Regions from separate parts of the Homo sapiens genome. Here all the other regions are linked to region 1. A link is a loop called in an ENCODE intact Hi-C map of the cell type or tissue named here. Cell type or tissue: PC-9. All regions are shown on one strand. Links, peaks and the distances in the headings refer to the core of each region. The heading gives the core; the rest is flanking DNA. Region 1 holds the start of SPTLC3 (serine palmitoyltransferase long chain base subunit 3). Region 2 overlaps SPTLC3 (serine palmitoyltransferase long chain base subunit 3). Region 3 overlaps SPTLC3 (serine palmitoyltransferase long chain base subunit 3).

Region 1 (7,197 bases), core at 881-5,880:
AGTACTAGTATCTATACCACTCATTTGTACTCAAGTTATGTCTGCTTTATGGCAGCTCTTGTCCTTGCACTAGCATTTAACTTTGATGTGATTATTTTAATGTTGATATAAGCTTTCTCCTAACAGATAAATTGTAAACTTCTTATTTATCTTTATAGGTCCTAAGAATAACAGATGCTTAATAAGTATTGGTGAAAAAAAAGCAACCACCTGTTAGGGCTCATAACCTATACCTGGTAATATTACAACATTCAGGTCAAGAACTCAATAAACCTTGAATTAGAGTAACTCTAATCCCCAAACATTTTTGTTTTCCAGGAAAGGGATGATTAGGAAAACTTTACAATTTTTTTTTCATCCTGCAGGTTTCGTTTAAGAGAAGAAAATGCAGACTCTATCCTCTTAAGAAACTACTTCTGGGAAAATGCAATGGAGACACAAGGTCTACCTTCCTAGGTTTTGGTTTTCCAAATAAAAGTTTATGGTCAGGTCAAAAATAATTGCTGGGAATTAAAAAGCAATTATGTGGATAATAGTTGCAAAGTAATTATATAGAATTAAGTAAGGAATAGGAAATTCCTATTCATTAGGAAGAATTTTAATTCAATAAAAATTATAAGAAATATCAAGTTTATAGATTAAGACTTTAAGCACCCATCTGTCTGTAGTGTGGATATGCTCATGAAGAGGGAGAACAAATCCTCTAGTATGATAGTGTCCTGTTACAAGTAAAAGGTAGGAGGCCATGTTGGGAATAAACAAATAAATGGACTTAGTCAGTGATGAAAACCAGTTTTTGTGCATTCTCAGGACATATGAGGTTTAAAGAAAAAAAAAAAACAGGAAAAATAGTCAGGCTCCATAAAAGCTCCAGAAAGGAACTCTAGAAGGTTTCTAAGAATGGAAAGGCTCTGGTCCTTGCCAGCCTTGAGACTGGGGCAGCAAGCCTGCTGCAGGCTGGAGCAGGGATGGCAGCCTACGCTGGACCAGGGGGAAGGAGGACTCATGAGCACCGCCTAATAGTAATTTTCATATGTTTGTTATGCCAGGGAACCCTTTGTCAACAGAATCTTGTAGGGTCCCCTAATGTATAAAAGAGATAACTGTGTTGCTGTGTGGTTGCAAATAAGTGGGAAGAGAAAGGGTGGGAGGATCATTGGAGGGGCTGGTAGGATCTTAGATGCTGCGGCAGAAGACGTTAGGCCAGGCAGAACGTGTTTGGGAGACCAGCAGCCTAGGATTCTGTAAGCCTTTGCAGACTGCTTCTATCCACAGGCAAGGCTTTTGGTCTAGGCCTAGTTTGTTAAAGGGTCCCAAGGATCAAAACTGGTGGCAAAGGAACTTGAGAGTAAAGACAACTTCGTTCCCATCATGGAGGGGACAATAAGCCCTCGTTTGCCCTATTACACTATGATCTCAGCCGGGTTTTTTTTGTTCGTTTGTTTTTCTGAAAAATATTTTTTAAGCCATAATTGAGGCTCTCAATGAAAGCCAATTGTAGCTTAGTGACACCTAAATATGTCTGAGACAAGAGGCTCTGGATGGCCCTTCAGGAAGGCAACAGCAGCCCTGATGTTTTCGACCGTTCTTAGGGAAGCCTCAGTGTCCAAGGATATTTACAGTCTTGCAGCTGCACTTCATAATGAACCTTTAGAATCCTGGGTTTTATCCTTACTTAGGAGTGGTTATAACTGTCTAAGTTTCTAATCTCATACCTCGAATGTGATTATAAAACCAAGATAAAATAAATAAAAGGGAGAAAAGTTAAGAAGGAATCTCTTCCCAGATGAGATCCCTCAGGGTCAGAATAATCACAAGGGTAAGTAGATGAATAGCTTGTGAGTTACAGGCATTCCAGAGGCAAGGATCGTCTTGAGTAGTGGCCTGAATTGATATTTAGTGATGCATAAGTGGTGGATATTACTGCAATTTCCTTCATACAACTGACAGGAGTTGAGCACCTTCTCTTCACATTGCTCCAGGTTTCAGATCCTCAGGTGGGACAGGCCAGTTCTGAGGTTTCTGATAGACACCTCCCAGCGTTGGACAGTGCCTTTTGTTAAGAGGGGAATGCTTTTGGGGACCACAGCCTGTTTACACACAACTCAGGCTCTAGAGCTCCTTTAGCCTCTTCCAATTGCACACACGAATGTAATTCACTGAGAGGAGGACTGGCCCCAGCCAGACCCACCTGTCCTGTGATCTTAGAACAATCTGCCTTTCCTGTGGGTGGATACTTGCTCTCTGGATGATCAAATGATGGAAGATTGCATGGGGCTCCCTGTGCCACTTCTCTTTCCAAACAGGAGGCTACCTGTTTGACTACTTGGGCTTGCTCCTCAGGCAGATGAGCTCACTTCTGCTGCTCAGAGCAGAGTGACACGGGATGTCCTGTGGGGAGTGGGGAACTGCCTTACATAAGGACCTCACAGACCCAGGCTCTCTCTTAAAACAAGCTGACAACTTTCCTCGAGTTCCTCCTGCCTAGGACACTCTGCAAACATCCCGGTGCAATAAGAGTGAAAAAAAAAAAAAGTGTCAAGTTGGAAAATACAAGTTTGTTTTAAAGATGCTGTTCTGTTTTCTGAGAGCAGTGTGTCACAATCAGCCCTGCTTTCTGAAGTGTTTTGGAAAAGAATGTCTGTGACGTCACATTTCAAAGAAATACTGTGGCCTCAAATCAAGTAGTGAGCTAAAACAATGCTCCACTACACACCAATAATAACTCGCCTTTCAAACAGTGATGCATTTCTCATGGACCTGGGAAGAATGCCATCTCCACCACATAATGTCAGCAAAATGTACTTTCACTTCCTCTTTTTCTTCTGAAGCATGACGGTTGTAGCAGGTCTCTTGGACAAAAATATATGCAAAGAGTTGGAACTTTCTTAATTCTTCCCTCCCCGCAAAATGCTTGAGACAAAAGTCTAGTAGGTACATTTGTATTTTAGGGAGCCTGAAGCTGTGTGAGTCTGTGTGTATCCTCTTTTGCATACAGAAGACATTTTCTCCTTAATCCACACCTAAACTTTTTGGTAGCCAAGCACTTTCTATTAACAGAGTCAACAGTCAAAACATGTAAAAACCCTTCATAAGATGAACTCTAAGTTAGGACAGCCTCAAATATCTTCACAGAGAAATATTGAAACGTTCAGGTAATTCAGAGAAGAGTAGGGGAGAGTGCCTCTTACCTGGGCTTCCTTCACTATTCCATTCTTTGTGCAGTTTCTGCTTTGTGAGCCATTGCTCTGTTTCTTGTGATTGTGAAGTTTCCCGTTGCAAACAGCACCACCTCCAGGGTTAGCCATGGGTGTGAAGTGACAGAGCCCGGGACAGGTTTTCCTTCAGAGGTCTCTGCAGGCTTTAGTTTTCAGTCTGCGAGGGGATGGGATAAAGCTCTTTGGGGCTGAGCCCTTAAAGGAATCTTACCAATCAGGCTTTTCCAGAAGAAGAGCAACAGCCTATCTTTTTGTCAGATCGTTGAAACTAAAACAAATGGTTACCTTTATACTTCTCAACTCCCGTCAAAATGTGAACTCCATGGCAACAAACCTGCTTCCGAAACTGTAAAGGAGATTGTCCATGCTGGCTCCTTCTGGGGACTGAGGGAACCTGGGGACTGAACAACCCAGTGGCAAAGTGTGAGGAGGCGGGCTGGGAGGTGGAGAGTCTTTTAAAGACACACACACACAGCACACTCACAGAGTCTTCTAAGTAACTGAGTTCTGAGTTAACCTCTTTTTCCCACCCCCTCTCTCCTGCATGTAATTGTGGTTTTTGGTTGTAAACCAAGCTCAAAAGTTAATATTTCTTTTTGCTATAAAATAGCATTCAGAGGTGGTTGCCAGGGCCTGGAGGGATGAGGCAAAGGGAAGTTATTGTTTAATGGGTACAGAGTTTGAGCTGGAGCAGATGAAAAAGGTATAGTGATGGATCAGTGCACAACAATGTGAATGTACTTAAACTAAACTGTGCACTTAAAAATGATTAAAATGGTAAGTTTCATGTGATGTATACATTTCCATAATTTACAAATGATTTGAAAAGATTTTTAAAAACCCAGTATTCAAAACCAACCTATGTTAAAATCAGTACTATAATAAGGGGGTACCAATCCATCAAGAATTCCAGTAAGACAGATGTTGAGGAGACAGAATATTTGATGACTGCGTTATCTTTATCTCGTGACCTTGGGGGAGGTATTTACCCACTTTATGCCTCAGTTTTTCCATCTATAAAATATCTGCTGAGGTAGAACAAAAATCATGCTGTAGCTTGGGTTTGTTACTGACGCAGGTGTGAGGTGGTTGATGACTGCAGGGTCCCAGTCCTGAAACACATCTGGTTTACTCACTAACTCTTATTCTCTCAATGCATGAATCTTCAAGGCTTTGTTTCTTCCTACCATCATCAAATGGCATGGTGACATGATTTGCTGGAGAGTCATTACAACCTGTTGAGTCTTCCCAAGTCCACCCTTGTGGTTTTCCTGAGTCGAGACTTCTTTAGCATCAGACTCTAAGAAAAGAAACCAATTTATTGGGGCAGTAGACAAAAACAAACAATCAAACACACACACACAAACAAAAAGAAAGAAATGGCCCCTGTTTCCAGAGCCTCATGTCCTGTAACTCAGCTCCCTTGGACAGGGTTCAGTTCTACTCCAGATTAATGTAGCTTTTGGAGGTGGACATGCTAACGCTTCTCCTAACTATGACTTGCATATGAGGGTACCTGCCTTTACCATCCCAAGGAATGCTGGAGGAATAAGATAAGGCCTGAGGCCAAGGTGAAAGACGGAGTTAATACCAAGTGTGTTCAGCCCAGTTTGTGTCTCAAGTTCAAAAATTTTATCGCATTTCTCTCAACCTTTATCATCAAAGTAGAAGTAGATTTTCACTGGTCTCTCCCTTCCATGGCTGTTTCACTGAGATTTGGGGGCTAAACTCTTGTAGGTTTATTTTCTTCTAAGATTTAGGAAATGGAGAGATGAAGAGGTAGAGGGGAGCACTATTGTTGGCCCAACTGCCTCACGTTACTTAGAAAGACAAGTTGAAGAGAGGGCGTTATTTTCCCTGAGCTCTATTGCTCAGTGCAAAGCATTTTTTTAATAAAGATTTTGAAATAAAACTTTTTTAACATTAGATGTCTCTTTTCTTTCTTCTTTTCTTCTTCTCCATCTCTTTCCTCTTTTCACATTTGTCCTTTTCCCTTTCCTCCCCCACCCTCCTCTTCTTTTTCTTCTTCTTTTTCAAATTTTCTTTTTACAAGGGACAAAAGGTATATATAAAATAAATCTTAAAACACAGCTGAATTCTGCTTTCTCCGTTTCCTTCCCCTAATTGCAATTGCTAAGGTTAGGTAATCACACATAGATTTCTGAGAAATATCTACTACGTGCTCTCACTCTTGAAACTTTTCTATTTTACTTACCGTATTGGAATGTGTGCATTGTTGTGTGTACAAAATTATATTAACACACCAACCATTTGGCATCAGGCACTGCTGGTATGTATAGTCAGTGGTGACTCATTGCTTCATACCATCTCCAGTTAAAATAAGCGAAGAGTTCTGTTGAAGTCAGTGGTAGGTTTAGGTTTAAGGTTTGGAGCAATACTAAAACACAGACTAAATATTGAGCAAGATTTGGCATCTCTGAACAACTAAATACATTTTGGATCAACTAGTAACCTCAGAAAATGTTTGAATAAGTACTCTGTATTTGCTGAGTCCTTGGTTCTCACAAGGAATAAAACATACACAGTCTCCACCTTCACAGAACTAAGACTCAGCAGTACCCACATGCCTTCTACTTAGGATATCTTACTATTAAAGGTAGAAATAAATCTTCCCACTAGTACATTAAAGGCAAAGATGATAAAATTAGCAATGGCCTTGTGGTGTTCTCCAAAGTAATGGTTTTGCCCAGATGCCAGATTCTCAGCTCCTCTCTTAATGAAGCAGCCAAAAAGGGAGATAACAGAATGAGGATAGGCAAGAAAGGGAAGGACAGAGGCTTGGCAATGTGTTGTGAAAACGCTCTTGGAACAACTTGGGGATAGAGAGTTGGCAAAAATGGGAGGATATGAGCAGAATGAACTGTCAGAATTGTACAGTGTACAGAAATCTGTTCATTCTCAGTGACTCAAGTTTTACCCATGTAATGGAGAGTGATGCTCATGCAAAACTAAATTTTCAACAGGTTAAGTGACTTTTCCAAAGCCACAGAATAATATGTGGTAGAAGTGGGTCATGAACTCAAGAATGTCTGGGTCTAAGTGAGTGCCGTTTTCCTTACACCATGACACCTCTCCTTCAGCTGTTGACTTGAGAACCATCAACCACCAAGAAAAGAAATAACAGAATCTGTTATTATTTGGGAGATTTCATTGGATTGGCCAAATAATGAATAAAAATGCTTTATTTGCTTTTTGATGTTTAAAAATTTGCAATATATTAAATTTTTTTACAAATGACTAATGACATGTCAATATCTACTAATAAGTCTACGTGGAAGTACTTAAATTTCCCGAAGAGTTCAATCTGGAAAAATTCTCATCGTAGAGACCATTCATTTCCATAGATTTCCCCATGAATAGGTTGTAAACGTGATGACCTAAGAAGGCCAGCCGCATGTGAGTTAATATTAAATTTGAACTGACCAATAAGTCATGAAAATTATCTGAGAAAACCCAGAAAGTGATCATGTCAATTTATCTGATATCAGGTGGAAATTATAACTCTTAATCAAGATCAAGTTAATTTTAGTTTTCACACTTTTGGGTTTTGCACACTGTTGTGATTGGAAAATCCATGCATAGCACATATTTAACATCACATATCTTTGCCCTGAAATAGATCATACTGACACAGTCAGTCCCTCATTCATATCCTTTTGACTTAGCTTGGAGGTCCCTGATACACGGTGTCAGCTGTTTTCTGTGTTTCTATGCCCAAGCAGGTTCTCTGACCATGGGGTATTCTCTGCTTCTGCAGTGTGGGCCAGGTGTGCTGGGAAATTCACATCCTTGAGAGCAACTCTCAGCCAACAAGGGACAGAAGTTGGTGCATAAACACCCCATGTTATTTTCTTCTTTATGGGACAATTCTGAGGCATGTTCACAGCCTCTGGAGAGATCCCAATGGGACTGTGGCTCTGTTGCCCTCAGTAGTAACCCTCTTATAAAAACACCCATT
Region 2 (7,197 bases), core at 961-5,960, 97 kb before region 1:
ATTTGGGGATCTCTGAACACAATAATAGCTCACAGTTATTGAGCCCTATCTGTGTGCCAGGCACCCTTCTAAGCTCAGTTTTTGTCATACCTCATTTAATCCTCATAAGAACCATCTGGAGGAAGTACTAGTAGCATTTCCATTCTGTGGTTCAGGAAACTGAGACACAGAGGAGTTGAGTAAACTGCCTGAGGTCTATCATAAGCAACAGAATCAGGATTTGAACCCATGTAGTCTGTACTGTAATCCACATTTGTAACACTACCCTTTGCTGCCTTATGTGAAAGCCATTGTCCCTTCTTCTCAAATGAAATGGTGATGTAGAACAAGGGAGGATGAATGTCTGGCAGAATAATCTTGTTAACTTCTAATGTCAAATATAATCAATAGTGACAATTCATTTATCTGCTATCAGAGGTTGATGACTGGGCTTGGGTTGAGAGGTCATTTAGAAGAACTTGCCTACCAACCTAGCTGTTTGGTATATATGTACATGTGTGTGTATTATTTTGTTTTTAACATTTAAGCCTAGCAAGAAAAAAATGGCCGAGGTTTATGGGCATATTTTTTAGACTGATTATATTTGTACTGTGTATTTTTTGCATTTCCTAAGCTTTCCCTTTTTTGAGAAGATGAAACTGAAATACTTAGGTCCAGAATCCAATCTTAATTTTAAAAGATGGAGATGCTACTTAACTGCTGGCTTGACTGTTATGCAATGTTCACCAGGCATTAGAAACACCATTTAAAATGCTCACAAAAGGTGACATCTAGCAAAGCTAAATCTTTGAGGTCAGGAGTTCGGGACCAACATGGTGAAACCCAGTCTCTACTAAAAATACAAAAAATTAAGTGGGTATGGTGGTAGGCACCTCTAATCCCAGCTACTTGGGAGGCTGAGACAGGAGAATTGCTTGAACCCAGGAGACGGATGTTGCAGTGAGCCGAGATCACACCACTGCACTTCAGCCTGGGTGACAGAACGAGACTCTGTCTCAAAGTGAAAAAAAAAGATAAATCTAAAGCTGCATAGTCAGTACTGGTTTTGACCACTACAGACAAAGCTCTCAAGAAGCGTATGTGCATTGGCTTATCACTCACTGGTCTAGGCTCAAATTAGCTGCAGTTCTTGGTCTCAATGGAGAGCCCTTCAACTTTGTCTTTGAGTCTCCAGTCTGTGCTCAGATCTGTTTTAGGGCTTCCCCCAAAGCTGAGTGAATGCATTAGTGGCTGCATTAACTTTTCCACACTGCAACTCTGCCACATTCAATGAGGCCACAAGATAGTTCTTTGAAATAGAGTTGTGAATATATTTGTGTGTGTGTGTTTCTTTTTAATTATCAAGTACATTTAAGCAAACCACATTTAAATAAAGGTGACTTCCTATGACTTGGAGTGGGATAGGACAAGTCAGAATTTGATAGTGCAATATCAGAACCTCATCTCTGAGAGGCCCCTGTTAGCATGGCACCTTCCAAGCTGTCCTCAGCATCCACCCACTAGAGACTGGGTATCGGGTCCTGAAATTCAGAAAAAGCATGTGACATGAATAAGATGCTGCATACTAGCAAGATCTCTTGGAAATCCAAACAGTAGTGTTAATACACTATTTGACTTCCTTTAACATCCTTAAGAAAACATCACATAAATAATGAAAAAATAAAGGAAATATATAATGAAATAATGAAGAATTAAGGGAATAATTCTTTATTCAAATATATAAAGCCTTAGGTATTAGATATAGTATGCTACCTGTATGCTACCAATAATATCTGGCATGTTATCAGAACCAACAGATACAAAAAAAAAAAAAAGGTCATTTTCCTTTCCTTTCTTTAATCACTAGCCAGAAACTAACTCTTTAGGTGCTTTGTCAGTTTAAATGTGGAATTAATCAATTTCACCAAGATCGTAAGGACCCGTGAAAGAAGAATTGGAAGAATGGTGGATCTTTGTTTTATTTCATGCCACTTTCCTTTTCTTTGTTTTTTTCTCTTTTTATCTGCAAAACAGGCCTCCTGATATCCTGGCATCACTATTGTGTTCTTTTCACATAATATTACCTAATTGACAAATTTACAGAGCTTTCTTCAGTTCTTGTTCTACTTGACCGTGGGCAGCATTTGACACAATTCAACACACACTTATCTTTTAAGCTTCTTCCCTCTGCCATCTGGACACCATTTTTCATTAGTTTTTCTTATTCCTTTTCCCACTATTTCTAGTATTCTTTGTGAGCACTATTTCCTCTTTTAACCCATTTTCCTTTTATGTTTTCTCCTTGACTTTTTTTTCTATTTTCTCATTAATCTTCCAGTGGTTCTCAACCTTCAGGATGAATAGAAATAATCATCTGGGTAACCAGTTAAAATGCAGATTCTCGAAATTTCTACTCAGAGATTTTGAATCAGTTGGTGTGGGTCAGGGCCCAGACGTTTGTATGCTCAGTATCCCTGGGGTCTGGAACCCATAACGCAAAGCGAGACCTCTACTTTGATCGATATAATGTTTTTCTTACCATTTTTTAGACAAATATGGGAACCTCAAACCCATTTCCAAGATGGAACTTGCTGCAGACTACATTACTGGCCCATTTTCCACCTCATTTGAGTTCCTTCTTCTGTGACTTTGCAGTCCTTTCCTCTCACCAGTGGAGAACGTTTCCCTGCCCCTTGGCTTGGGTTCAGCCAAGTGACTTGCTTTGGCTAACGGAATACAGAGAAGAGACAGTTTGCTAGTTCCAAACCTAGATCTGAAGAGGTCTTATGCATTTCTACTCTTTCTCTTGTGCTTCTGCTAGTGACAGGAAAAGAAAATGCCCAGGCTAGCCCCCTGGTCTCAGGTTGGCCCTGGGAGAGGATTAATGGCACGTAGGGCACGGTTACCCCAGCTCACCTGCAGCCTCCAGTGAGAAATACTTGCTGATTATTATTGGCAACTGAGGTTTGTTCCAGTAATAGTTGCCTAATACAATCTCGAATGGCCCTTCCTGATATAGCCTCTGCCTGTCTTTCTGACATAGTTTGTCAACATCCCCCAACACACAGCCTCCTGATTCTCCTCCATGCTTTTTTTCCTCTTGTCTGTCTGGAGAATGCTCACTCATCACTGAAGTCTTAACCCAAACTCTTCTCGTCAATAATACAGAACAGAGTTAAGGGCTTCCTCCTTGGTGTCCCTCCCGACTTGTCTATTATTTTTTAAGCACTCATCGCGATGTTCGTTTTTTGCTTTCATGTCTCTCTTCCATGAAGTCAGGGACCTCGTCCTCATCCTTCTCGCCCTAGTCTTAGTACACAGTACTAGGCTCAATCATTACCTAATAATTGCATCAATGTTCTTTTCCTGGAGAAAGAACGTAGACTAGGAGACAGGCAAGGAAATGCCACTTGTGGATAGAAATAAGAATTATTAGAAAAGATAAATATCTCCTACCTGCAATATATTTTCAAAAATTGATGGTATCTTTTGTTTTGTTTTAAAACGAGCAGATAGATATTTTTTGAACGTTCCCAAGAGCGTGTTTTAGCGTACATTATTAACCACTAGATGGCAGCCAAGGAAACAAAAAGCGGCTTTCTTGTTTTGAAATTTTCAGTTAATAAACTTTCACCTATTTGGGTATCTTCTTTTCACTTTTGCTTTAGGCAGAGTTCCTAAAATATTGAAGAAAACCTTGCGACTTGGAGAACCAGTCTTCCTTTCCTATAATCTTTTATTTATTATGTCTATAATATTTTATACTATTATTCATCTTCTATAACCAAATCCTCTGAATGGAATAAAGAGATGGTGAATAAAAGCATTCCTGTTAAGAATGTTTTCCCTTTGGGACTTGGAATTTATAAGTTTTTGTGCAGAAATGATAGATGGTAAATGTGGCTCCGACGACACTGGAATAAAAACTAAACCCAAGTGAACTAAATTAGTAGTCATTTTAAAATGAATATTCTAAGATTTGGAAAAAATATGTAAATTCAGAGGCCACTGTGTTGTTTTTGCACCAAAAAGGTCACATAAACACGATGGATTAATCCAGAATTTTAAAATGAACACCACGAGTCCTAAAGAGAAGCTTTTCTCCATTTTTAAAAATAACACGCAAGACATGAAAACAAGACTTTCGGTGGCCGCGCTGTGTTTTATACATTTTGCGGAGGGAAGCAAGAGGAATCCCAGTCTTTTCCAAGTCAGGGACTTCGTTGTGTTTGACTTGAATGGAGATAGCCATGGGAGTGGCTTTTGGTGGAGTTCACAGCCCCCCAGGGTCAACACACCAGGATTCTTGAGCAGAAGGAAAATCAATTAGCCATTTTTTTTTTCCTCCTGCAGGGGATGAACTCTCCGACCTCTTAGAATCACAGAAGCTACACAGGAAAAGGGAAGACTGCGCTCGGCCTGGATTCTGGCCCCACCTTAGCCCCTGGCATGTTCCTCTCTGGTTCTCTGTCGTTCTACAAGGCTACAGTGCGTGGGTTACAAACCCGCAGATTTAAGGGATTGTGATTTATGTTCTGTAGGCCTTATGGGATTCTACCGTTTCAGCAAGCTGCATGCTTACATCTGCAAGGGATTTTTTTTAAAATAATGATGCTTATTAAGGCACTTACACTTGCATTATGTTAATCCCCATGACACCTCTGAGAAGTAGGGAAGGACTGTTAGGTTTTTGTTTTTTGCAGATGAAAAAAACAATGCCAGAAGTTTTGTTAAAAAAAGTTCCCCAAACAAAAGCCCTCCAAACAAACCTGTTCTTGTTGATTTAATAAGAAAATTCTGAGATACGGAAATTAAAATAAAAGTATAATTTTGACACCATCTAGGCACACACACACGGTGCTATGGTACAGTGTGGTTCTTGAGTCACAATGACACACCACGGACTTAAAATGACCACTATTTGAGCATTAATAATGCCTTGGTGTTACTCAGCACAAAATTTGACTCACTAAGGAGGTTTCTTTTGGTTTGTAGAGGACTAAAAGGATTGAGCTGGTTTGGTGGTGTATTAGTCCATTTTCACGCTACTGATAAAGACATACCTGAGACTGGGTAATTTATAAAGAAAATGAGGTTTAATGGACTTACAGCTCCACGTGGCTGGGGAAGCCTCACAATCATGGCGGAAGGGGAAAGGCACATCTTACGTGATGGCAGACGAGAGAGTGGGAGCCAAGTGAAAGGGGAAAACCTTTATAACACCATTAGATCTCGTGAGACTTATTCACTACCACGAGAACAGTATAGGGGGAACCGCCCCCATAATTCAATTATCTCCCACTGGGTCCCTCTCACAACACATGGGAATTATGGGAGCTACAATTCAAGATGAGATTTGGGTGGGGACACAGCCAAACCCTATCAGATGGTTATAAATATCTAGCTATAAGAAATGAAAATGTGGAGACCATGTTCTGGTGCCTAGTGCAAAACAGTCCTAGCCTTTTGCCAGCATAGTTAACTGGATTACTGAATTACTAAATACTTGGAATAATCCAACTATGTGTCCAAAGCTACAATCAGGCTTAGGTGACAAATGCTCTTAGCCAGCCTGAGCCTGTGCCTGTTCTTACATTCAAAACCCTAATAATAGCAAGCCTCCTGGATCTGGAAAAGCTGAAGATGCAGTTTTGTGAAAAGAAAGCACAAGGCAGCAAGGGACCCAGAATCTTCCAAGAAGGTAGGGCATAGTTCATAGTGTGTCTTCCGGAAGAAAAAACCCAGACATTTAGCTTTCCTCTTATTTCACTGTCAAATGGCAACACTGTTGCATACATCAGGGCTTCCTCCTTTCTCTTCTCTTGTGCAGCTGTGGGTTTTCCAAAGGCCTAGATCTACTGTGAGATCTTCACTCACTGCCCATTTCTCAGTGCCCCTGCTCCCTCTCCTATGGATCCAGGAATGCGAGATTGGGGCTGAAACTCAGCCTCCACTTTCCATATGCTCCTGGTGTGGTTGGTGGTTTATTCTTTGTCATCCATGACCCCACAAAAACTACTTTCATCTGCATTTAGAGACACCCTTTGGTTCCCTACTCTCTGGGTTGCTCAGCAAAAATATTTTTGTGTCTGCCTATCAGCGGCACTCATATTTTGTAAATGAAAAGATGGATGGATGATGAATGAATGTCACTTTTTACTGTTCCTAGTCCCTTACCCCCCATCTCTATATCCACTCCTCTTATTCCTTTGGACATGCAGTTTCATCCTTCAAGATTCAGCCCAAATGTGAAATAGTAAGTAGCGGGTATTTAAATAGCTATGAATGATGACAAAGAAATTATTCTTACTTTTAAGATGGTGGTGGGGAGGACTGTCCCCCTTTTTTAGCCTTTCGGCGGAAACAAAATCACAATGACCAATTTTGTCAAGCAAAACAATTATTTTTTGAAAGTCACATTTATGGGGTCTGTTCTCCATGAGATCACAGAGGGCATTTTTGACTGAAAATCTGGTGCCTTTAAGTTTTATAAAGCAGATTGTGCAAGGACTTTGGCTCAGGTTTTCTGGATGGCTCTTTAAACATGTGGATAGATGTCGCACAGCCTTAGGCAGTTGAAAGAAGCAAAGGGATCTTCTTGGAAGAGTGCAAAAGACAGCTGAGAGCAGGTGACCTGGGTTGGGCTTATGGATGAGGCAGGTGCTAGGGACAGGGCCTGTTTACCCTGCAGGGGGAGGGGGTAATTGCAGCAACTTTTGACTCTGTAGGCATGAGATGAAGGACAGGCAGAACCTAGAAACCAGGGACAGGGTGTCCAATAGGCTTGGGCTCTGGGCTTGATGTAATGCATAGGATTCTGATCCTCAGGAAGGAGATTGTGGAATGAGACAAAGTACTGAGATGGGATCTCTAAATGAGGGGGCTCAATGCACCAAGGTGAGACATGATTCAGGGAACAGTGTAGGAGCCCAGTGGTTAGGATTCTCAGTCAGGTGGGTGCTGGCAGCATCTACCTAACCAAAACTGCCTTGGCCCTGGGAGAGGTGTACGGGAGATGGAGGCTACCAAGTATTACATTCATCACTCTGCCATCCAGGGGCAAACAGAGGGTAGAAAAGGCCAGGAAAGGAGGTAGCGTGTCATGCTTAAAAACGGAGACTCTGGAGTCAGACTTCCTAGGTTTACCAGCTCTGACTCTTACTAGCTCTGTGTATCTAAGTCACTTCACCACTTTATAGATGTTTCTTCTTCATCTGT
Region 3 (7,197 bases), core at 952-5,951, 60 kb before region 1:
GATTTCACTTACAATTGAAGCAGGGAAGAAGACCTGGAAGAGCTGTGGAAATAACACATCTACAGATATATTTTGAGCAAAGGTCAGTAGGTGAGGGAAGTAAATCTGTGAGGCTAAAGAACATGCCTTTTAGTGGGGGAATGAAAACATGTGATGAACAGGGGTAACAAAGATGTCAGTGCAATACAAGCCCGAAAGCAAGTGGAGACAACACGTCCCTGCAGTTTCTCTAAGGGTAACACAGGTGTCTATGTCCAAAGCAGTTTCGTTGGAAAAAAATGGTTGAGATGATCATGTGATTTCAACTTTTTTGAACATGAATATATCACTCACCGTGTGATTAGAAGTGGGGATGAACTTGAACTATCGGACCTGCTGGCAAAACTGCTACTCGAGGGTGGCTAGCTGTTACATGGCCAATGGAAACTAATCAGAGGAGCTCGTGGAGGCAGCGGGCCTCTCTCACAGCTGAGGTAAGAACGCTGAGTTGCTGTATAAAGTGTAATCCATGACCAAAGGGATCTGCAATCTAGCTGAGGCTTAAAGCAAGACATGTCTAATGTCATCATTTGACTCTTAATAGTTCCCTCTTCCCGTTTAGAAAAAAAAGTATAGCTCATTGCCGGCGCTCATTTGATTTTACATAAACATGCTCTTTGAGGCTGAAGCAAATCTGACTGATTTTCAATGTGAAAATAAAATATACAAACTGTTCTTGGAGTTAGTTCTAAATAGAACTAACATCAAAATCATCTGCATCAGAATAATCTATTTAGGAAAAATCAGATTCATCAAATTAATTTTTGGCTAACAACTGTTAAAGAATGATGCTAACATCACGCGTAGGAATGCTACGTTTTCTAGGATTTGACATTTTCCGTGAGCTAGAGAGTTACTATATTATGTAAGTGGAAATACCATTACTAAAACCAGAATGCTGTAAATAGAATGATGTCTTTTGTTTTCAAAGTTGATATACTGGAGTAATGCGAAAATAATACAAGTGAGATATTAATAGTTCATGGCAAGGTTTTCTTAGGATGAATGCTGCAGCCTCAAGATTCTCCTGCGAGTATTCTTGGAGCAAACAAGAAGAAAATTAATCCAAGGCAGAAAATGCAATAATGGTAACTGTCGTCTAAGCCAAGCACTTTGGACATTCGTGGGATTACAGTAGGAGGGAGAGTCCTACCTTGTTGGAGGAATCAAGGAAGCTTTATGTGGGAGAGTCCTTGGAGATGGACACCAAAGCAGAATGAGATTTTTATGGGCAGGGATGCTTGGGGAGTTCTCAGGGGAGTGGGTTTGTATGCTGGGAATGTGGAGTGCATTTGGGAAGAATTGATAAGAATAAAATATAATGCACACGCTGTCACTCTTTGCTCAGAACTTATAATGGCTCCCACCTCACTCCTGATTAGACATCCTGACTCATATAGCTTCTGGTTACCTCTCTGACCCCATCCCCTAATGACTCCCTACAGCGTGGGTGAGGCTGCAATGTCAGCTGGGCACAGACAGTGGGAAGCTTGAGGACCCGAAGCATTTGCAGGAAGAGCTCATCCTTTATCCTGCAGGTAATGAGGGGTCACTGAATAATTGGGAGTGAGCCTTCTCATTCTCCCGCCTATGCTTTGGAGCACTTGGCTCTCCTTTCCCTTATTAAATGAAGCTGATTTCCTCAAGGAACAAGGAGACCATGGGGAGTGCCTTTGTGGATGACCGTATGCTACCGCTTTGCCCACTCATTCTCTGCACTGGTTCATTGCAGAATATAATATGGAGAATAGGCAGGTTTTGATGGCAGATGGCTACACCCAAGCCACAGATCGTTCTGTCACTTCATCCTTTGGTCCTTGGTGACAACAGCATCATTTCTTGGGGAAAAAGTATACTTTTCTTTTGTAGGAAAGAATGTTCATAAGCATATACTGTTTAAATTTGAAGGATGGTCGGGCAATTCTACATTTAAAAGTCTCACCTTGAATGCATTTTCTTTAAGTAGCTGTGATGTAGGTTTTGTTATGATTTAAAGCTCCAAGTTTCTGATAATCAATTATACTCTTTATATGTCTTTCTCACAGGGAAAGAGACATATTTTTTGAGGCTACAAGATTATATAATTCTAGAAAACTCATTCTCAAACTATTTCTTCTTTGATTCAATACATTTTTTTCAGACTGTTTACTGCTTTGTGGATTATTCTATATCCCCAAATGTTGTGTTTCTCTATTTATAATTTTAAAAGTCTTATTTGAAATAATAATCTATAAACTCATCCTATCATGAGAAAAGAGAGCAGTAGGTGTGTAAGTAATATTTCTGGACTCTGAAGAGAATTATAATTTTAGGTTTTATGAGGAATCTTACCCAAAATAAAGTATCAGTTGGTTTTGGAGAGGAGACAAGAATCAAAGTATTCTGTCTATAAAATTAAAATTAATTTCAGATTTGGAACTACAAGATGCACAGGGCACCAGGGCTAGAGGGGCCACAACAATCACAGAGCAGGGGTCCCCAAGCCCTGGGCTGCAGACAGGTACCAGTCTGTGGCCTGTTAGGAACCAGGCCACACAGCAGGAGGTGAGCAGCGGGTGAGCGAGCATTACCACCTGGGCTCCGAGCTCCACCTCCTGTCAGATCAGCAGTGGCATGAGATTCTCATAGGAGTGCAAATCCTATTGTGAACTGCGCATGCGAGGGGTCTAGGTTTTGTGATCCTTATGAGAATCTAATGCCTAATGATCTGAGGTGGAACAGTTTCATCCTGAAACTATACCCCTTCACCCCACCTGGCTTTTGGTGGAAAAATTGTCTTCCTCAAAAGCAGTCCCTGGTGCCAAAAAGATCGGGGACTGCTGTTTTAGAGCTCAAACACCCACTCGGCCCATGAGGAGAATCAGGCCCAGAAAGGTGCGTGACTTGAACTCTGGTCAGCCTCGGACCTCACCCACTCCCCTAGACAGTGACTTCAGAGTGATTTCGGTCATACCTAGCTTCCCTCCAAAACACCAGTGATGACAAAAACCCTGGCCCGTGATATGGAAAACTAGGGCCAGCAGGTTGCCAGACTATATATAGTAGGAGTGTCCTTTAGTCATAGGGAACTTGGCGTTGGCTTGAAAAAACAGCCCATGGCTTCCCAGCCCATGCCACATGAAGATGCATTGTCATGGCCACCTAAGAGAAGGTCGGAAAATACTTCATCCTGTCTAACCTCTCTGCCTCCTGACTCAGGGATTCAGAATTTGTACCTATGTAGAAATGGACAGCTGGCTCTTCACTGAGATAAATGCTTTGAGGGCAAGATACAGGGATTCTAATATATTCTGCAGGGTCAGAAAAGACTTCCTTCTAGGGAATAATCTTCATGCTTAATGGAAATTGTATAAATTAAGTACTTGCAACTCCCCTGCAAAAAGGAAGGGCTAGTGTTGTTGTTGTTGTTTTTTTTTTTTTAAAGTACTCAGAGTTATTTCTTTGTGCATGACATAAACATTAACCCAGATCTGATACACAAGGTCAGTAACCTACATGTTTCTGAGAGGGCCAATTGAGTTTGGAGACCTACTTAGAATTAAAGATCTGATCGGTGAATGAACTGACTTGCTTTTGGGCGTGGCCCTCTTCTCCCCACCTGTGAGGTTTCCTGTCTGTGTGTATTTCCACTCCACCCCATTCCTTTAAACAGCCAGGAGCTTTCTTCAGGAGCAGCCAACGCCTTCCAAAGGTCAATGTCCTCTAGTCCCAGAGAAGCTTCCCACAGCATTTTAACTAAACCAGAAAATGAAGCTGGACTTGATATTTCAAAAACAAAAGCATTGCAATAGGATATATCTTTATTTATCTATAGACTTAATTTGTCATTTGGCTTACCATCTTTATTTTGCTTTCTATACAAATGGCTAGATATGATAGAAAATACCAGGCCATAAGGACACAATCATTTTGGAGAATGGAGTGTAGAAAGAAGTGAGTTAAACCTAAAAAGACCCACAAAAATAGCATTGTTTCTTCTGCAATGTCATAATCTTTATTTTTCAATCTTTATATTTGTACGATAATTTATAATTTTCCAAGTGTTATAGATATTTCTATCAAACTTTTATAGATAAGTTGATGGAAAGTCAGAAAACTTGATTGGACAAAATGGGAATTATTAATATTTCCAGTTCCCAAACCATGCTCTTTCCAAAAAACCCTGCTACAAGGCTTGATGCTTGTATGAAAGTGAAAAGAGCATATCCATAGCTCATTGTTAAAACTATTACCAAATTTGGAAGCATATCTCTTGTAGAGTGAGAAAGAATCTTTATCAAACACAATGTTATTCATTTGCGTCTACATTGACACTTCAGTTCTCACCGAATACTGTATTTTATATAATTGTCCTTTTGAGAGCCAGCTGTTTCTAAGGCAGAACTTGGGATAATAACAAAATATGCTTATATTTTCCTTTTGGTTGATAAGGGTAACTGTATTTACAGTAGTTCTTTGAAGTATAAGAACCTAACTTAAAGATGGCTAAATTTAAATTTTATTCTTAAAGAATTAGATAGAGATATTGAATAAAGATGGCAGACTCAGTACTTATATGAATCCTACCACTCTTCTAAAAGTTCCATGGAAAAACAATAAAAAATAGATATTTAAGAAACAAAATAAAGTTGTAAATGCCTCGAAAGACCATCAAGAGTGTCATCAATGAATCAGAAATGCAGAAGAATCACAAAGACAGACATAAGTAAGATCTGATCACTGGGGAAATTAAACCACAGGAAACCATGGGTCCAAATATTTGCAGAGAAGACTGGCATGGATGTAAGCTAATAAAGCCAGCTTCAAGTTGAGAGTGAAGAGCTATAACAAGCTGACATTCAAGGTGAGGGTAGATCCCTTCATCCTCTTTCTATTGGGCTAATAAATAAGAAGTGATAATATTGGCCACAGGACAAAGCTTTGTGGTGGGCAACAGGAAGAAGAGGGAAAAGCAATGCCCCAATGTAGAGAAATGCAGAGTCCACATAACAAGAAGACAATCTACTGGCCCTGGAAAACTCATCCTGTTCCACTTCTACAGTCACTCAAGATAGGTGAACATGAATACATATATATATATATATATATATATATATATATATATATATATATATATATATATATATGTAGAAGTGACATTTTTATATAAACATAACAGAACAATGCACCCATTTAAAGGATAAACAGTTCAAAAAATAATGACCATGACAAAAAGGCAAATTAATAAGCTAGAATATTATATTGATGATTTTTTTTCATAAGACAGTGAAAAGGATAAAGAAAATATAAAGGGAAAGTCAAGAGATATATATAGGGCAGATTCAGAAGAACAAACATCTCTCTAATAGACATGGCAAGATTGAAATAAGGAGACTAAGGAGGAAAGGAAGAGAAGGAGGAGGGAAAGAAGGCAAAGTGTAAGAAGGAAGAGAAGGGAGAAATTTCTAGAGATGAGGAAAGATTTGAATTTTAAGATATAAAGAGTTCATCAGGTACTTATTAAAGCAAATAAAGTTTCACACTTCACAGAAGAAAATTATCAGATTGCTTAAAACTTAAAATTCTGTACTCTTCCAAGTCAGCAACCAAATAAAAACAAATACACACATTTTTCAGTATATGCAAGGAGTCATAAGGTTAACACCCACAGGCTTTTTCTGTAATAATTGAGAATGCACTACCTGATTTTGAAATATACTACAAAGGTACAGTAATCAAAACAGCATGGTACTGGCATAGAAACAGACACATAGGCCAATGGAACAGAATAGAGAGCCCAGGAATAAATTCATGCATTCACAGTAATGGATCTTCGACAAAGGAGCCAAAAACACACAATGGGGAAAGGAGACCCTTTTCAATACATGGTGTTGGAAAAATTGGATATACATATGCAGAATAATGAAATTGGATTCTTTTCTCATACTATATATAAAAATGCAGTCAAAATGGATTAAATACTTAAATGTAAGACCTGAAACTGTAACACTATTAGAAAGAAACACTACTGCATATGATCTCACTTACGTGTGAAATCTAAAAACATTGAAATCATAGGAGCAGAGAGTAGAATGGTGGTTGCCAGGCCTGGGGGCATGGTGAAAATAGGGGGATACTGGTCAAAGGGTACAACGTTTCAATTATGTTGTACGCATAAGTTGTGGAGACCTAATGTACAGCATGGTGACTATAGTTAATAATATATTGTATACTTGAAATTAATAAGAAAGTAGATCCTAAATGTTCTCACCAAAAAAAGGAAGAAAATGGTAACTATGTGAAATGATGGATATGTTATTAGCTTGACAGTTATAATTATTTCACAATGTATATATATATCAAAGCATCATATTGTACACTATAAATATTTAGAATTTTTAAAAAGCTTGAAGTTTTTAAAAAAGGAGAAGTAAAAAAATGCATATATGTTAAAAGAAAAACAACTGTACTAAGTATAAAAGGAGAAGTATTTAAAATAAAAAATAAAAATAAAAGAAGATATGAATGTAAAAAATATGGCAGGAATCAGTATAAATATGTAATTACAGTATTATAATACGTTTAACCATATGGAATTGCCAATGTTTGACCATTTTTAACCTATCAAAACAGCAATTTCATATGGTTTAAATAAGTGTTAATAGAATACATTATTAAAATACAACTTTTTTTGTATTTCAATCTATTTGTTGCTTATAAGAGACATACATTTTCCGGAAATGCTGAAGATAAAAGAAAGAGATGGCTATTGAAGGAAAAAAGGTACATAAATAATAATAGAAGGTAAACTAGAATATAAGGTAAAAAGCATAATAAAAGGAAAAATTCACCAAGAACTATTAGAGCCAAGGACTTTTATGTATCTGATAGTTACACAGAAACACTTTAGAAAAAAAAAAAAAAAACTCTAACAAATTTACAATCACAGTGAAAGGCATTAATATACATTTATTTTAAAAAGTTCAGTAGAGAAAAAAGTAAGTTTAGAGGAGTTAAATATGACAATTAATAAGTTTATTGTAATATCAAACCCCAAAGATAATATATGTACAATTTTTCATGTCACCCATGAAAAATTCCAAGAAATTCCAATGCAACTATCTGAGACACTGTGAAGGAGTGAATTTATTAAGGTGGTAGCATTTGAGGTTAGAATAT

Evidence for each region. Hi-C counts contacts between places; a loop is a spot of excess contacts. Peaks named below come from ENCODE experiments on the same cell type or tissue, not always from the same donor. Only the 100,000 strongest peaks of a DNase experiment are listed, where the experiment ranks them.
Region 2: a loop joins it to region 1, with 12 times the contacts of the local background. A loop is called at or near these places in 11 of 110 quality-filtered maps.
Region 3: a loop joins it to region 1, with 8 times the contacts of the local background. A loop is called at or near these places in 6 of 110 quality-filtered maps.

What each region holds. Positions count from the first base shown.
Region 1 is chr20:13,005,379-13,012,575 of GRCh38, reverse strand. SPTLC3 (serine palmitoyltransferase long chain base subunit 3) reads right to left here and starts at 3,604. Exons shown (of 12, transcript NM_018327.4): 1 at 3,192-3,604. The coding sequence starts at 3,308. In PC-9, for the core only: no CTCF peak of the experiment used is centred there; DNase peaks (open chromatin) are centred at 2,745 and 3,445; H3K4me3 peaks cover 2,201 bases; H3K27ac peaks cover 1,918 bases.
Region 2 is chr20:13,102,393-13,109,589 of GRCh38, reverse strand. The region is part of intron 6 of SPTLC3 (serine palmitoyltransferase long chain base subunit 3); the gene reads right to left. It also overlaps a transcript of TASP1 not described here. Among named protein-coding and RNA genes, the nearest start is that of SPTLC3, 97 kb to the right of the region's middle. In PC-9, for the core only: CTCF peaks have their summits at 3,327 and 3,539 (motif pointing right); no DNase peak of the experiment used is centred there.
Region 3 is chr20:13,065,013-13,072,209 of GRCh38, reverse strand. All of the region lies in intron 2 of SPTLC3 (serine palmitoyltransferase long chain base subunit 3), which reads right to left. Among named protein-coding and RNA genes, the nearest start is that of SPTLC3, 60 kb to the right of the region's middle. In PC-9, for the core only: no CTCF peak of the experiment used is centred there; a DNase peak (open chromatin) is centred at 3,689.